Regions from separate parts of the Mus musculus genome. Here region 2 is linked to region 1. The links are chromatin loops, found by intact Hi-C in ENCODE. Cell type or tissue: heart. All regions are shown on one strand. Each heading gives the region's core, and the rest is flanking DNA. Links, peaks and the distances in the headings are about the cores only. Region 1 holds the start of Mrpl3 (mitochondrial ribosomal protein L3). Region 2 holds the start of Nudt16 (nudix (nucleoside diphosphate linked moiety X)-type motif 16).

The links. Peaks named below come from ENCODE experiments on the same cell type or tissue, not always from the same donor. Only the 100,000 strongest peaks of a DNase experiment are listed, where the experiment ranks them.
Region 2: it touches region 1 in a loop (4-fold over the local background); 12 of 42 quality-filtered maps call a loop at or near these places.

Annotation. Positions count from the first base shown.
Region 1 is chr9:105,049,106-105,057,440 of GRCm38, reverse strand. It overlaps Mrpl3 (mitochondrial ribosomal protein L3), which reads right to left and starts at 4,173. Exons shown (of 10, transcript NM_053159.4): 1 at 3,929-4,173; 2 at 2,836-3,020; 3 at 1,755-1,846; 4 at 318-416. The coding sequence starts at 4,020. In heart, for the core only: no CTCF peak of the experiment used is centred there; a DNase peak (open chromatin) is centred at 4,070; H3K4me3 peaks cover 1,678 bases; H3K27ac peaks cover 947 bases.
Region 2 is chr9:105,127,689-105,136,023 of GRCm38, reverse strand. It overlaps Nudt16 (nudix (nucleoside diphosphate linked moiety X)-type motif 16), which reads left to right and starts at 4,219. Exons shown (of 3, transcript NM_029385.2): 1 at 4,219-4,381; 2 at 4,462-4,731; 3 at 5,514-6,686. The coding sequence starts at 4,244. The coding sequence ends at 5,693. In heart, for the core only: no CTCF peak of the experiment used is centred there; a DNase peak (open chromatin) is centred at 4,233; H3K4me3 peaks cover 1,507 bases; H3K27ac peaks cover 1,384 bases.

The sequences.
Region 1 (8,335 bases), core at 227-8,226:
ATATCAAATGAAAAAACCAAAATCAAACAAATGGACCCAGGATGTGCTGAGTGTACGGCAGGCAGTCCAGGCAACTAGAGGAAGCTTGTTTAGTCCTTGTGATGAACCCAACACAGGCAGTGAGCACGTTAACCTTCGCTTCACCGATGTACAAACACTGTGGCTCTGTGAAGTCTAGTCAACCCAAAATCTCTGCCAGCCAGACAGGCCTCAGGGTCAGTGTCAGTTTGTGACTACAGAACATTCTGCAAACATGAACGTATGTAGAGCTAAAACTAATAACATGTAGTATTTTAGGAATGAAAATATAGACTTACATAGAAGCGTGACACGGTTTTCCCGCCCACTGTCAGGGCTGCGATTTTTCCATTATGGTCTTCCTTGGGAGTGTATTTTAACACATGACAGTCTTGTACCTGAAAACAAACATAAAACCTGAGCTTGTAACGTGATCCACCAGCCACAGTGAGTACCTAGGACAGTCAGGATTACAGCAAAAATAATTATTTTTAAAAAAGAGTTATAATCCCATGACTGTGCCTGCCTCTCCCTAATCTTCACTTCTCAAACTGTGACCCCAATCAGCATGAGCATCCCCTGGGAATACGGTACAGTGAACCCAAGTCCCAGTCCAGACTTTAAACCTCTGGCTAAGTAAGGAGAGCTGCCTTTCGCTCAACACTGCATTTGCGAAGCTCACTTTCCTGCTATGTGTAACCCCATTCACTGCCCCAGACTGTGTGAATGGTCATCACCTGTTCTCCACACTGATGAACACTTAGGAATTCCAGTTCTAGGGTATTAAACACCATAGTGCCTGAGACAGTGCTGAAGAAGAACCATGGCATACACCTTCCGGGACTTCCCAGAGAACCCATCGAGACAATGACTACAGGGTTCATAGGCCTAAACTTGACACACAGTAATAAACTGCTTCTTGTGCGGTTGTACCAGTCTGCCATTATTGATCCACACTCAGACCATAATAGTTCATGAAGGCTCTGTACCTTGTTAACATTCTAAGCGTGCACAGCCTATATTTTAACCATCATCACACCTCTGAGATTAGACCCAGGACACTGAGCTGTCCAGAATGATCTAGAGTAATGGTCTAACTTCATCTGTGCTTTCTCTATAGTGAAAGCAGTTGAAAGTTTCCAGACACTATGCACCGTCTCTAGGAGCTGACATTTGTCATCTCTTGTGGTCCTCACAGTAACAGTGTGCAGTGAGGCCTAACTTTTCCTCTTATAGAATTATATCACTTAGAGAAGAGGCTAGAGCACTCATGAACATAGCAAGTGGCAGAGCCAGGATTTATCCTCAGAGCCTGAGTCCTTAACCATTTCAGAATGACTGCTCTTGGTGAATAAAATGTGGTTTCCCCGGAGGAAGCAGAGTCCTCTCTGACTGTCAGCAAGGAGATCACAATCACAGTCAGGGCCTGAACGAACTACTGTGAACATGATGGGCTTGAGACACTTTCTAAGAATGAATTAAGTGGATGATCCGTGAGGCTCTATGCTACCCTACCCTGCCTAGGCATTACTCCAAGTATTCTAATCCCATTGTGAGAAAACTGGTTTAGGCTAGAATCAACTTTCCTGGAACCGTCAGAAGCAAAGCTCTTTACTATTATCTGTCATATTCTTCTTTACCACACCGTTTTCTGTCTGGGATACACATTTCAACCAATGCAGGTTATGTGCACAGATCTTGGCACACACATATCCCTTATAAGCATGTTTTCTTACCTGTAGTAATGTGACTGCATGCTTTTGACCATCCTTGGTCCATAAAGGCATCATGCCTAGCTTCAGGGCGATGAGGCCAACTCTGAAAGAACCTGCCAACAAATATAATATATTCAAGACTACTTACAGATGTAATTATCTTCAATTATATTAGGTACAATATACTGGTGGTTAATAAATGTTTGTAAAATTAGCAAATGTAAGATAATTCTAACATTTCAGCTTTAAAATAACAGTATTCATATAATAATAGTATTAATATATATAATTCCATTATTATTCTTTTGTAGTTTTAGTTCCTGTCCAGCATTATCAATGAGAAAACATCTATTCCAATTCTAAGGCATTAAATGGTATTATACTACATACATGCCACAAGTTCTCTTCTACTAAGCTGTCCTCTATAAAGAACTTTTGGGGCTGGCACTGTAGCTCCATTGGCAGAGTGCCTGCCTTGCAAGGACAAGACCCTAAGTTTGATCTCATGTACTGCATAAGCCAGGTCTGAGGGTATATGCCTATAACTCAGCACTCAGGAGTTAGAAGCTGCAAACTCAGGAACTCAAGCCAGGCTAGACTTGAACTTTTGTCACTAGACAACAAAGTGTCTCAATAACTCCAGAGAACACACGTTCACAGGAAAAGCCCCATCCTGCCTGGTCTGGCCACCAATGGGTTTAGTGTATTATACTACATACATGCCATACATACATGCCATACATACATGCCATAGGACATGCTGATTCTGGAACTATGCTTCCCAAACAGCACACAAGCATCCCAACTGAAAGTAGCTGTATTAATACAGGACAGTTTACACTGGATTTTCCAGCCTCTTCTTCCTGGTTTCTACCTTTCATTTTATATTCTTTGTATCTAAAGAAGACAATATATGCAGAATGCTTCACCTCACACCTACAAAACACCTTCCTGAGGTCTTTTACTTATCTGGAAACAAATAAGCTGGCAGACGAAAGCAGAATGAAACAGATATGAAAATTCAAGATGTCATATGTCACCATTTTCATGCATCAAGCCATACTGTAATTAAGGGGTCACATCTCAAATCCCTACACCTCACCTGGTTCCCAGGGATGTAAAGGCCACGGCTCATCTTTCAAGGGATTCAGTTTACTTGTCAGCTGGGTTTTATTTTCATCGGAGACCAGTTGCTTAACAAAGGAGAGATTTTCTTCAGAAAGATGTTCATCCCACCAAGTACTACTCTTGCTGTGGAGATTTCTAACAAAGAACAAGATATTCTTTCTGGAAACAAAAACAATCAAGTCATTATTTCCATTTAATGTAGGGGAGGCCACAGTTAGATAATGCACTCACGGCCTCAGGGAATGGTGTGGTTTGTCCATTTTCCCTAACACTTCTTATAATAACACGGGGGCTTCTGCTTTAACCAAGAATGGTTACCCTGAAGGCTAAATTTATCTTTTCATTAACAATAAACAATCCTACCTAACTAATAAGAAACACATGAGTGACTACTAACCCACATGAATCTGTACTTGACAGTTTTCTAATGGAGTGGCATCGCCAATGTTAACAAACTACCAAATAAGCAGTTTTAAAAACAAAACTAAAAACCACAGAACACAACCCCTGTCCAGCAAATGCACTAAGAAGGAGATTAGCAGCTTGAGGCAAGGAAGGAAGGAAGTGTGTTTAATTTTTGCATACGGTGGGGGTGGATGAGAACCTAAATAAACCTCTGGGCAGTCTACTTTGGTTGGTAGTGAGGAAGTTCCAGCTTAGAATTACAAGTGATTTTCTACTCATTAGCTGAGTGACTTTGGACAACCTATTTCCCTTTAGTTTCAGTTTTATCTGAAAAACTTTCACGACAGTGGTCTGCTCACCGGACACAAGGCCTAATATAGGTTACAATACAAACACAACGTCTAGTCCAGCACTGGCTGGTTGGAAGACATTCTTGCTGCTGCTAATAGTCGCAGCTAACCCCTAATTCCTTGAACATTAAAACAAAACCCCACTACTCCTTCAAGGCTTTAGATTGAACGATGCTTTCTTAATTTTCTATGCTACCCCCTTGAACACATGGCCCCTTCCACTTCTAACCCTCTGCGGCAAAACCAAATCTCTGTTCAAGGACATAGTTGAGTGGGCGGCGCCCCCCGCCACCACCTCTTGCCCATACCCACCTTCTCTCTAAGCCGGGGTCAGCACCTAGGCCTCTGGCGCCACAGCCCAGCACCCGGGCGCCAGCCTGCGCCAGCAGCCTCCAACCCGGCATGGAAGTGGCCGGGCAGGGCTCGGCTCGCGACACCTCCCGCCGCGCCGCCGCGGAGCTTTCAGCAAGTCCCCAACCCAAACCCCAGGAGTTCGTAGTAGGCCTGGGACAGCAGTCACGCCGTTTGTCCGCCAATGCCCTCCGCGGAGGAAAAGCACAGCCGGGCCACTTCCGGTCCGTTTCTCAAAGCGGTCCGGGTAAAGACTCCATACCTGTAACTATGGTTCCGTATCCAAATGGCTCTACTTTGCCAATGGATTAGATGGTTGACTCTAGTGGTGGCAAAGAACGTTTGGGGCTTTAAACTTTAGGAGAATGTGACAAGAAAAGATAAAAATTTCTTTGTAAACTAAAGAAAGAGAAGTCACCTCCAATAATACTCACTGTGGGAAAACTCACTGTGCTAAGTAAGTCGCACTTTGGCAATTTTATATTGGTTAATCCCAAGACCAGCCCTTTAAAGAAGTTATTTCTATATTATAACTAAGGGAGCAAGTACTTAAAATTTATGTACATGCCAAAAACAGATGAACAGAGTTAACACTGAAATAGGACTGATGTATGCTAACAATAAAGTGGGGTCAAAACAAACAAAACAAACCAAAAACAACAAAACCGGACCACATGCAACTTTCGGGGCTGGAGCACAAACAGTCCCAGGCCGTTCTTCAACTCATCAAAGACCTTAAACCGGAATTGTCTAGAGAGGCAGCTCATAGAGTTGAGACCAGGTGCAATTGTTTCAGGAAAGAGTGTTACCATAAAGTTTCAGAATGATCGTGATACAGCTACAACAGTACTGTATCTTCTATGCCCCAGGTCGTCCTACCTTGTATGTGCTAGACATTCATTTCTCTACTCCAAAAACCCTATCTCAGTTACATCAGTGTTTTTGGAAAAGTAGAAACAGCAATTTGGCCTTTCAGCTTCCTCTTTAGAGAGAGAGAGAGAGAGAGAGAGAGAGAGAGAGAGAGAGAGAGAGAGAGAGAGAGAGAGCGCAAGCGAGCAAGGAAGAAAGGAAGAAAGAAAGAAAGAAAGAAAGAAAGAAAGAAAGAAAGAAAGAAAGAAAGAAAGGAAGGAAGGAAGGAAGGAAGGAAGGAAGGAAGGAAGGAAGGAAGGAAGGAAGGAAGGAAGGAAGGAAGAAAGAAAATTAAAGACCTGGGTAACCTGCTTTAGAAAGTTTAGAGAGTTATTGCTTAGACGTGAGGGCTCAAAATCGTTGCCTGTTCTTCCACTAAGTGCTGTTGTGGGTACCTTGACAGCTTCTCAGTAATATTTTGAGACTCAGAGAAAAGAATGCATCACTCTGTCCTTGCTACCTGACTTCACAGATACTTAAGATAGGCATATTCATTGAGCCTTGACATCTACTATGCATGAGAATAAGAGAAAACAAAACCTACTATCACCAATATCTAGTGTTTTGTATGTCTATAGTATACAATAGTCTGTGTTCAGTATTGTATGTGTCCATCAGTCAATGGTATCCAGGAGGTCACTAAACTTGTAGGAAGGCCAGTTTAAGTAGCTCAATGCAACAAGAAGGACTATGTGCCTGGGGCTGTCAGTGTAGAAGTAAGTTGAAGAGCTTTATTACATGATTTGGGCTTACTCCAGGTGTTTTTTAATGTATTATCAAGGAAATGAACATATGTTCAAAATGGATGCTATGAAGAATTAAAGATAGTTCAGCAATTAGGCGTCTTAATTTTTGTTCTGGTGGCAGGAAGACCAAATTATGGGTTGAGAACAATTGGTGAACCTGTTAGTCATGTTTTTAGCAGCCTCTAGAAATACCGTGTTGATGTTTGGATGTAAAGACAGCAGTATGGGTGGTAAGAGGATTCATTTCATTCTCTCAGTATATTTTCCCACTTAATTTTTGTAATAACCTCATGCAATGATACTGTCATTATCCCAACTTAGGCAAAGGGAGATTGCATTACTTCTATAATATTACCCAGCTAGTAAGAGGTAAAGACAGTGTCTAAAGAGTGGCAGTATCACAACAGGGATGTTTTTCTAGACATTTTATTTGTTTCTCAGGAGTATCTGTGTTACTGTCCTGGCCTTAGAATTCCTCTAGCAATAGAGAGGAAAGCAAGTAAGTATACCCTATGCAATGGACTGGGGTGAGGGAGCATCCAGGTTAACCTTTGTTTCTTGTGCCAAGTTTTACCTGACCCAGAATGGGGACATTGTGTCAATGAAACCAATGATAGGCGCCACTGCCAAAGTGAATTGAAGAAAAACCATAATTTGCTGTCCTGATTGACAACTGGGGCACGGCATTGTCGTTACTCTAGATTTAGTCATTGCTGTGTACTTCTAAGTGACAGTCCCAGGTCCCAAGAGACCTAGCACTGGTTTCCTTAGGGGATACGGGATCAGATTTCAAGCTTTCCATAACTTGTGATGCTACTCCTAAGAAACTGCCACTCTGCCTTGGTAAGACTTCATTTCTCACTGGAGCAGAGATAACCGCCCCAGTCTCTTTTTAATATGACATTTCTGAGGTCCTTACCCCACTAATTCAGACCAAAGCTGATGAAAGAAACTTTCTGCTCATAAAAGTAAGAATAAAGCTATTTCCCCATTCTGAATTACTACATGCATGCTCAGAAAAGAGAAACCATCCATCATAAGAGTGTGTTTCCAAGCCAAGCTTCACTAGAGATACTGTCCTTGTGTGTTCCTACCATGTGCTTCTGCCACAGAGTCTCAATGATATTTGTGATGCGTTCCATGTGGTTGGCTTATTGCATAATAAGAACAACAACAATTTCATCTTCAGGTGATTATATTTTAGTGGCCATTTATGAGTCATTTAATAACATACATTATACTTGAAATTAAAAGCCTTTAATAAATTAGTTTAGTCTTTACATTATCCTAGGCCTTATTCTATTTTTCCTAAGATGTGGTGAATTAGAATATTTTCAGATTGTTAGCGGTGTTATTAAGCTGCAACACCTCTGGTGGTGGGAGAGAGAAAATGCAGTATAAGAGATTCTGGACTTGGAGATTCCATTGCTGGCTGAAACCAAAAGCCTAAAAGGCCATGGTGTAAAGTCCCCAGATGCCCATTCAACCAGGAATGCAAGATCAAGATACATTCGAGCTTTGCCATAAGATTTTCAGGACATAATCTTTATTTTTACTATGCCAGGCCCAGACTTCAGGGTTTCAGGAAACTATCAAATGGAAATATATTTAATTTGAGGAAAGCAAAAGGAAGAAGTGAAGGAGAAGGGAGTAAGAGGAATTGGAGTGGGAGAGGAACAGGAGGAGGACACAAAAGAGGAGGGCAGAGGAGGAGAAGGAAAGAAGGAGGAGAAGGAAAGAAGGAGGAGAGGAACGGCAGCAACTAGAGGAAGCCACCACCAGTGTGGCTATGTCTGACATTTTAAAAAAGTATTCCAGAATCTCGTCTCCTTCTGTTATTTTTTAATGTAGTTGTGAGATTTAATATGATACCAATGTGCATTTCTTTAATTTTTTTATTGTTATAAAAGTATTAGCAGTGGAAAACAGAACACCACACACCAGTGAAACACATGGCTCCAGTCGAGGCCATCTGGCTTGCTTCCCTCCTGGTGCCAGACCATTATTGCAATGCTCACCATCTACATTTGCAATTGCATGAAACTCAAAGAATAGGTAACTTCCCCACTTAGCAAACAACAGACAAGCAAACCCAAGCAGACCATCCAGCTTTACTGTTTGGCTCCTACTGTGAAATCACCAGTACTCAAGTGGCTCATGGCAGGGAAGAAGGGAGAAGCAAACAGACAAAACTGTGTATCCACAGGGAGATGTACAAACGACTTGAAGAGGATTCTCACAGAAGAGGTAATGCGAATTATCCCTTGAGGCGAGAGGAAGGTTTTTCCAGGAGTAGAGAATGGACATTATAAAGAAAGGAACACAATTACTGCAAAAACAAGAAACTGACCTGAAACTCTGGGCTCAGAACAGCCACTGCTGTACTATCTGTAAGGATTCCCTTTGCCAGGGTTGTAGAAGGGACATGGTAAAGATAGCTTGTTTCTTCTATAGTTTCTCAGGCATTGGTTGGAACGAAGATGACGGCTGATGCCAGCTTGGCTTTCAGGCTTATTATTTACTCTGTTTATGATGGTAGACGGGCAGATATTGCTTTTGTGGCTGAAACTCATGTCTAGTCTCTGCTTGTGCTTCCTCACAACATGGTGGTTAGCTTCTAAGCGCAAGCCTTGAACACGCATAGGTTGTGCAATCCACTTTGACCTAGCTGTGTGAAACACGTGGTGTGATTTTACTTCCACCACAAGGGCAA
Region 2 (8,335 bases), core at 177-8,176, 79 kb before region 1:
GAGGAAAATAATTTTCACTTGTTCAGTTGTTGAGGCGGGGTTGGGAGTGGTTAACTACATCTCATCCTGAAGGGCCTCCTGCTAGGACCCCATGTCCCCAGTGGGCAAAGGGACTTCTTGTTGGGTAACAAATTTTGTATTAGATTTTTTTTTCTTGAGCCCAGTCATTGGAGGAAGGTTCCTTGCACTGTTAGTGGTTAGTCCTCAGAGATCTGTGTGAGGCTTCATGGGTCCTTGAGGGTAAGGTTCCAATTGACAGCAGCTCAGTTGTTAACATTGAAAATGTTGGTTTTGGCATTTTGTCTGCATAAGTGAGGATTGGATGCATCACACACACACACACACACACACACACACACACACACACACACACACACACACACACACACACACACACACTCATATATATATGAGCCATAAAGAGACCCAGGACCTGGAATGTGTTCTCAGAACGTCCAACAGCAGGGCTACCAGGGAACAGCTGGAAAGGTAAACTAGACCTGAAACTCCTGGCAGGAGAGTCTGAGGATGAGTTAATATCTTAATTTAGTACGGTATAGTTCTTAAAATAATGAGCCAGTTTTAAGGCGTTAATATTAACCAACGCTTTATTCAGATTCTCTTGGCTGTTACCTAATATCCTCATCTTTCTCAGATTTCAGGTGAGGCACATCTTTTGAGGTTCTCCTTTATTCCATAGGTACCTGTGGAAATTTTCATTTTTATTTTGATTGCCATAGATTGAATATTTATGTCCTCCGCACCAGTCCTTCAGTCCATATGCTGACATCCTAACCCCACATTGATATTTGGGGATAGGGGCCTTTGGGAGGGGACTATACTGAAATAACGCAGCCTTCATGAAAAGCATTAGTGACCTTGCAGGGGATCTGGAGAGCTCTCCAGAACCTTCTGAGATTTCAGCTACCAGGTGGCCTATGCATCAAGAACTGGGACCTCAGCAGACACCAAGTATGTCAGCCCCTTCGTCTTAGACTTCCAAGTCCCCAGAACTGTGTGAAATAAACTTTAGTTTGTAAGTCTTCCAGTCTGAGGAATTTTGTTCCAGTAACTCCAAGGAACTAAGACAATGCCTTGACAGTTTCAAGGATTACCTGTCAAATGGCGGAGGCTGGCTTGTTGCTTTCCTCAAAGTTTAGACCAGAGTTCTCTCCTTTGGGGGAGGGGAGACCTCAGGCAAAAGAGACATTATCATCACAACATATCTAGTCCCCTCTGTCAGTGTGACACAACAATGCTGGATGCTTACCTTGACACCATATGTAGCCCCCTCTGTCGATGTGACACACCTATGCCGGTTGCTGATCTTGATTGTCCCGCTAAGGTAGTGCTGGTTGATTTCACCCCCAAGCTACAAAGTTGCACTGTGGTTTTCTTCTTTTTGTACTGTTTACTCTTCGGAAGGAAGTTACTATGGAGCTCTGCTCTGCTGGAGGACAAAATAGCTGCTGAAATGATCTCTAAGTCTTCCAAGTGGAGGACCCTTTGCCGACCCTCAGCAGCTCATTCTGCATGTATCTGCATTCTAATATCAGGACAGGTATTTATTTTCTACTTTACATCATAAATAAATGAATAAACCAAAAGTAAAACCACGTTTGTTCTTCTGTTCCTCAAACTGGTTTTTGTTTTGAAAACTCAGCAGTGGCCTGTGGCTTTCTGTCTCAGAACAGTGCAGGGGTTCTCTTTTATTTGGGGGATTCTTTTTTTTTTTCTCTTTGAGGGAGGGCGTAAGGGTGGGATTGAGTTTCTTTCCTGACATCATAAGATGGTTGATGTTCACTGTATTTCACTGGGGATCTTTCTGGCTCTTCAGTGGAAGTTTTCTAAGGAGCATTGGTTTCTTTTGTTGGGCTATGATGTTATAAGCAAGTCCTGGACCCTAACTGAGTTGTTATCATCAGGCATCATGGGCTCTGTGGGCCTCTCAACTGACAGAGCAACGACAACAAGAACAAAAAAGTAAGGGGTTTATTAATCCTTGATGTAGGCATTCCCAATGCTGCTTTATGTAGATGCCTGTAGGGTTATATAGGCCAACTCAAACTCATATTAAGCTCATCCTGTTACTACAGAAAGTATAATAATTCTCTTCATTTGGAGGTGGCCCTTTTTAGTTATTATAGATTGGACCAAGATTTACAGTTTGTTTTATAAGAGTGGTAGTAATCATAGGTCTGATGTATACAATCCTGAACACCATATTTCTTATCACTCTGTTTGCATGAGGCTCTGTGTTAACTCTGTACAATACTGTAGCCCCGAGATAAGTCTGGTTTCTTTATAAATAAGGGGGGGGGCGCATGTAATTTGTTCGGGCTCCCTCACATCGGTCATGGTGGCTTTTCAAATGGTGTGTCTTTAAAAGCCAGGTTGGGAAGATGTCCTAGTCTATACATTCTCTGCCTTACAAGCATGAAGGTCTGAGTCTGGATCCTTAGCACCCCCACAAAAGCCAAGCATAGTGGGCGTGCCTGTAACTCTAGCACTGGGAGAAGGGGAGACGGGGGATCCCCAGAGTTTACTGACCAGATATTGTAGACCGTTAGTGAGCTCAGTGCATTAGTCACTTTCAAAAAATAAGGGGGGCTGGCAGTAGAGAGAGACACCCAGAGACACTCAGAATTGACCTCTGGCCTCCACACACATGTGAACATGAGCCTACGTGTCTTTTGAACACACATACATTTGTACATGCACATACACTGCACACATCCAGAAAACAAAACAAAAGAACCACCGTGTCCTCTTACTACCACCAGGAATTTTTTCTTGAAATTGGCCTGGGGTGGGGCTCTGGAATTGGAAGATATGAAGGGTTTTATAAGCTTCTTTCTTCTTCTTCTTCTTCTTCTTCTTCTTCTTCTTCTTCTTCTTCTTCTTCTTCTTCTTCTTCTCTTCTTCCTCTTCCTCCTCCTCCTCCTCCTCCTTCTCCTTCTTGTTGCCAGGTGATAATGTTTGACCAGGATGATTTGCCTGTCCCTTGGATGTTATCTGAGTAATGGCATCTGTATCGCACCTAACTCACCATGATGTGACTGCCTCAGTCAATGGCATCTCTGCCCTGCGACTCAGGGGACTGAGGCAAGATGTCCACAGGCTTTTCCTGATGGTGCCCTTATTCTTAGGATGCTGGCCTCAATCTTTGACATAAGACACAGCATCGAACCTCCACCCTCGAATCCAAGAATGGCTGCATTTACCATATGTCTGGCTCTGAGGAGAATTTTACTCCCATACTACGCTGGTTCCACCTCCACTAACAGGTCCTTAACTGGGAACCTGAGAGGGTTGAGTGGCTTCTACTAAAGTCACAAGCCTGTATCTGGGTGAGTTCTGAGCTCTACAACAAACTTTCAAGTCCAGGCTGTGACCTGAAGTCAGATCTTCTTTGAGTGTCACCTCTTCCCTTCCTTAAATACATACAGGTTCTTGATATATGGACTCAACTTCAGGTGGGGCAGCCTAGCTGAGGTGAAGGATCCTGAATGCCAGGATCTCAGCATTAGGCATTGAGTGTCCCCCATCTCTTTCCTATTTTTCTTCACAATTTAAAGTTCTGAGGGTATTTTAATTTACTCCTAGTGTGGTGGTGGTGGGGTGTCCTGTCTGACTCCTCCCCACTCTTTTCTGTGCTTTATTTCCTCAGCCAGCCACCCCTCCCCAATCTTACTGTGTGACCTGTGACATTTCCATGTCATTTTCCATGTACCAGGCGCCACATCACTACCCAGAGCCCACAGCCAATGCAGTTGGTTGTTGTAACCACATCCATTGGCCACTCCCCTTCCCCAAATGTGTTAGCTCTGTCCCTGTGCCCTCTTATAATCAGTCAATCCCCACATTTCCACCACTCAAGACTTGTTACACCCACCTCTCCTTTCCCCCATCACGCTAGGCTAGGAATAAGTTCTGAAGCCAGACTACCTTCCTCCCATCCCTAGACTCTTTGTTATGAACGGACCAACCCAGAACCGTTTTCTAAAAAATACGTTGTCCTTTGCACTGGCAGAACTCCTGCGTAAATTCTAACTCAGGTTCCAAAACACCTCCGGCCTGAGCCTGACCTTACCAAGCCTTCAGCCCCACCCTAGCCTAAGGGCCAATCCAGGGTGTCTTCGGAGCTCCTGAGAGACCCATCCTGATTGGCTGATGCGGAGTCTCGCAAAGCTCCGCCCCGAGGCGCTGGCCTCTGCAAGAACCCGGAAGTGCGAGCCTCGAGATGGAGGGGCATCGGAAAGTGGAGCTCAGCGAGGCCCTGGCGCTCGGGCCGGACTGGCGCCACGCCTGCCATGCGCTGCTCTACGCGCCCGACCCCCGCAAGCTGTTCGGCCGCATCCCGATGCGCTTCGCCGTGCTGGTGAGGACGCGTCATGCACGGCCGCTCCCCCGCCCCAGGGCTCGCGAGCCCGGGCCAACCATCATACCCTCCTCCCCCAGATGCAGATGCGCTTTGACGGGCGCCTGGGCTTCCCTGGCGGCTTCGTGGACGCGCAGGACAGCTGCCTGGAGGACGGGCTGAACCGGGAACTGCGCGAGGAGCTGGGCGAAGCGATGTCTGCCTTCCGCGTTGAACGCTCTGACTACCGCAGCTCACACATCGCGGCCAGACCGCGCGTGGTGGCCCACTTCTATGCCAAGCGCCTGACTCTGGAACAGCTGCAGGCTGTGGAAGCCAGGGCACCTCAAGCCAAGGACCATGGGCTGGAGGTGGGACCAGCCTGGGATCCACTCCAGCTCCAGTCTGTCCTCCCCCAATCCCCTTACCGAGAAAAGCCACTGGGTGGAGGAGATTTTGACCCTCCGACTTTGAATTCTTTCAAGTGGCATGAACTAGTTGGGATCTTGGTCATCTCCAGGCTAGATAATACCACCTACTCGGCCACCTTTAGCGGCCCCTGCAGAGAGCTTTTTAGAACACACATCCAAAGGTCTCTCCAGCTCTATGCTAGTGCACATGATACCCTAAGCTCTTGACTTTGGGTTCATATTTCCCTTAAGCAGACAGTGAGTCTAATGCTAGGGACGCCTGTGTGTAGAGGTGACCCTGAACCTGGGAGTGAGAGCGCTATTAAAACTGATTAGTGCGCACACTTTGACAGTGTTTAGACTGAACAGTCCATTGGAATCACTTGAGTTGGGTAAGGATGTCAGAGGAATACTTGGGTATTTGCATTTTTCTTGAGCACCCAAGTGCTACCTATACAGTGGTGTGAGTTCTGAGTTTTGAAATACTGCTACAGCCAGGCATGCCTCCTGGAGGCCGTCGCCAGTAAGGGTGAGGAAAAGGATGGAGAAGGATTGGCACGGATGGAGCTTGGAACCCAGCGTGGCTCACTTGTCCACAGAGTTTGGCTCTCTAAGCTCTCCTGAGGTGTGATTATTAGGCCCGGTTCTGCTTGGCTCTTCTCTGGAGAGTTCTGTTCCAAGGTAGATAAGGTAATGTGTTGAGGTTCTTGAGGTCCCACTTGTCCGATGTCTCCTTTTCATAGGTGCTGGGCCTGGTGCGGGTACCCCTGTACGTCCTCCGTGATGGTGAGGGAGGCCTGCCTGCCTTTCTGGAGAATTCCTTCATTGGAGCTGCCCGAGAGCAGCTACTAGAAGCCCTTCAGGACTTGAAACTTCTGGATCCTGGCATTATTGCAAAACTAAAGATCCCAGATTCTAAGTAGAATCGGACCAGCATGGACCCCTGGAACCCAGAGGGCCTTGGTATGAGGGAGGGAAGGACAAGTGGTCTCTCTTTGGGGTATAAAGGATTGTAGGTGGTGCCAGATTAGCAACAGGGAAGGATATGCACTGTTTTCAACGGAACACCTTGTCTGGTGGCATTAGGGATAAAAGGCCTTTGTAGTATCCCAGAGTCCTGCCTTATACATGGACAAACAGCCTGGAAGCTCCAGGTATGTATATGTGTAGTTCGTGGTCACACACAGCCTGACACACTGTCATCTGCCCAGTTTAACCATGATGTGGCATTTGGCACATCCCACTCCTTCCGGGTAAATGGGAGGGTTTCTTCCCCATCCGCTGTAAGGCTGCTGTCCTGTGTCCAGCCCAACCCATGCCTGTTAGGGAAGCAAAGGAGATGGCTTCTTTCTGAGAATTGTCCTGTGTTACCTGGGGCTTGAGCAGAGCAGTGGGTTTCAGAAAGTGACGTAAGGGCCTACCCAGCCCTGCGCTCTAACTGAGAGTTGGAATTGTCAAGGGCTTCTTAGGAGGCCTGAGACCTCAGTCCTGATACCTGTCTTCCTGCGTGTTCATCTTTGAGCTCCCATTGTCTCTGTCTAGCCTGCCCTGCTTAAAAAAAAACAACCAAACAAACAAACCAAAAAAAAACAAAAACAAAAACAAAAAAAAACCTAGAGGCATCTGGAAGAGTAGGCTGATATCTGGGCCTCCAAGTTCCAGAGCTTTTTCAAAAGGTACAGGTTAATACTTGCTCAGTGCTAGGTATGGTGACAGAAATAGAGACCCACTGCTCTTGTCTTTAAGACTTCACAGTGAGGAGTGAGCACACAGCATCATAAAGAGCACTACACAGTAAGAAGTAGAAGCCCCTTCAGTCACATGGTGTCCGTGGGAACCCTTTACTCTGCCACGTCAAACTTATCTGCATGATGTATAAATTTGTGGTTGTTGTGTCCCAGTAAAACACCAATTAAAAAAAAGCAGCTGTCTGGCTTCAATGACTTCAGCTGGGAAAGATAGGCTAAGGTTTGCGATGCCTGAGTTTGTAAGCATTCTGTTGACATTCTTTCACTTGGGTTCATCTGAAAAGGCCCTAGTAAAAATGGAAGAAGGGAAAGGAAGGGAGAAATCACATAGGGATTTGGAAAGAAGTTCCTGTTAGTCTATGCCTTTTTATTGGAGAAATTAGTCCATTGATAGTAAGAGATATTAAGGAAAAGTAATTGTAGCTTCCTGTTATTTTTGTTGTTCTGTTCATGTGGCTATCTTCTTTTAGGTTTGTTGAAAGATTACTTTCTTGCTTTTTTTAGGGCATAGTTTCCCTCCTTGTGTTGGAGTTTTCCCTTTATTATCCTTTGAAGGGCTGGATTCGTGGAAAGATATTGTATGAATTTGGTTTTGTCATGGAATACTGTGGTTTCTCCATCTGTGGTAATTGAGAGTTTTGCTGGGTATTGGAAAGAAGTTTCTTTTTTTTAAAATATTTTTTATTATTATGTATTTTCCTCAATTACATTTAGAATGCTATCCCAAAAGTCCCCCATACCCTCCACCCCCCCACTTCCCTACCCACCCATTCCCATTTTTTGGCCCTGGCATTCCCCTGTACTGGGGCATATAAAGTTTGCCTGTCCAATGGGCCTCTCTTTCCAGTGATGGCCAACTAGGCCATCTTTTGATACATATGCAGCTAGAGTCAAGAGCTCCGGGGTACTGGTTAGTTCATATTGTTGTTCCACCTATAGGGTTGCAGATCCCTTTAGCTCCTTGGTTACTTTCTCTAGCTCCTCCATTGGGGGCCCTGTGCTCCATCTAATAGCTGACTGTGAGCATCTACTTATGTGTTTGCTAGGCCCGGCCTAGTCTCACAAGAGACAGCTATATCAGGGTCCTTTCAGCAAAATCTTGCTAGTGTATGCAATGGTGTCAGCGTTTGGAAGCTGATTGTGGGATGGATCTCTGGATATGGCAGTCTCTAGATGGTCCATCCTTTTGTCTTAGCACCAAACTTTGTCTCTGTAACTCCTTCCATGGGTGATTGTTTCTAACGAGGCATGTGTGAAGGCCCTGAGGGGGGCAGAATCTTATCAGAACATCCCAGGACCCACTTCTTAATCAGGATCTTGGGATGTTCTTCATAGTCCAGGGACTGTTTTTTTATTTTTATTTTATTTTATTTTATTTTATTTTATTTTATTTTATTTTATTTTATTTTATTTTATTTCAAGACTGCTCCTGTGACTGATGTGGATCTTTTGAAAAGTCTCAAATTTCAAAATTCTCAAATCCCAGGGATGTAGCTCCTGTAGCTTTGCCTAGCATTCATGGGAGCCTGAGACCAGCCCCTGGCACTGCATAAATGGCATGGTGGCAAACACCTGTCACCCCAGTGCTCAGAGAGGAGGACCAGAAGTTTAAGATCCTCCTTGGCTACATAGTTGAAGGCCAGCCTGGGATTCATGAGAGCCACTCCAGAACCCCCTCATCTCCACCTTTTAAACAACTTAAGTCTCCATCGAATTGAGCTGGTAGATAGGGCCTGTCAGGAGAATTCAAGGAGGCTTTATTACCTTAGCAGAGAGGGTTAAAAGGTAGGCTCAGGAGGGAACAAAGCCCCTGTGTC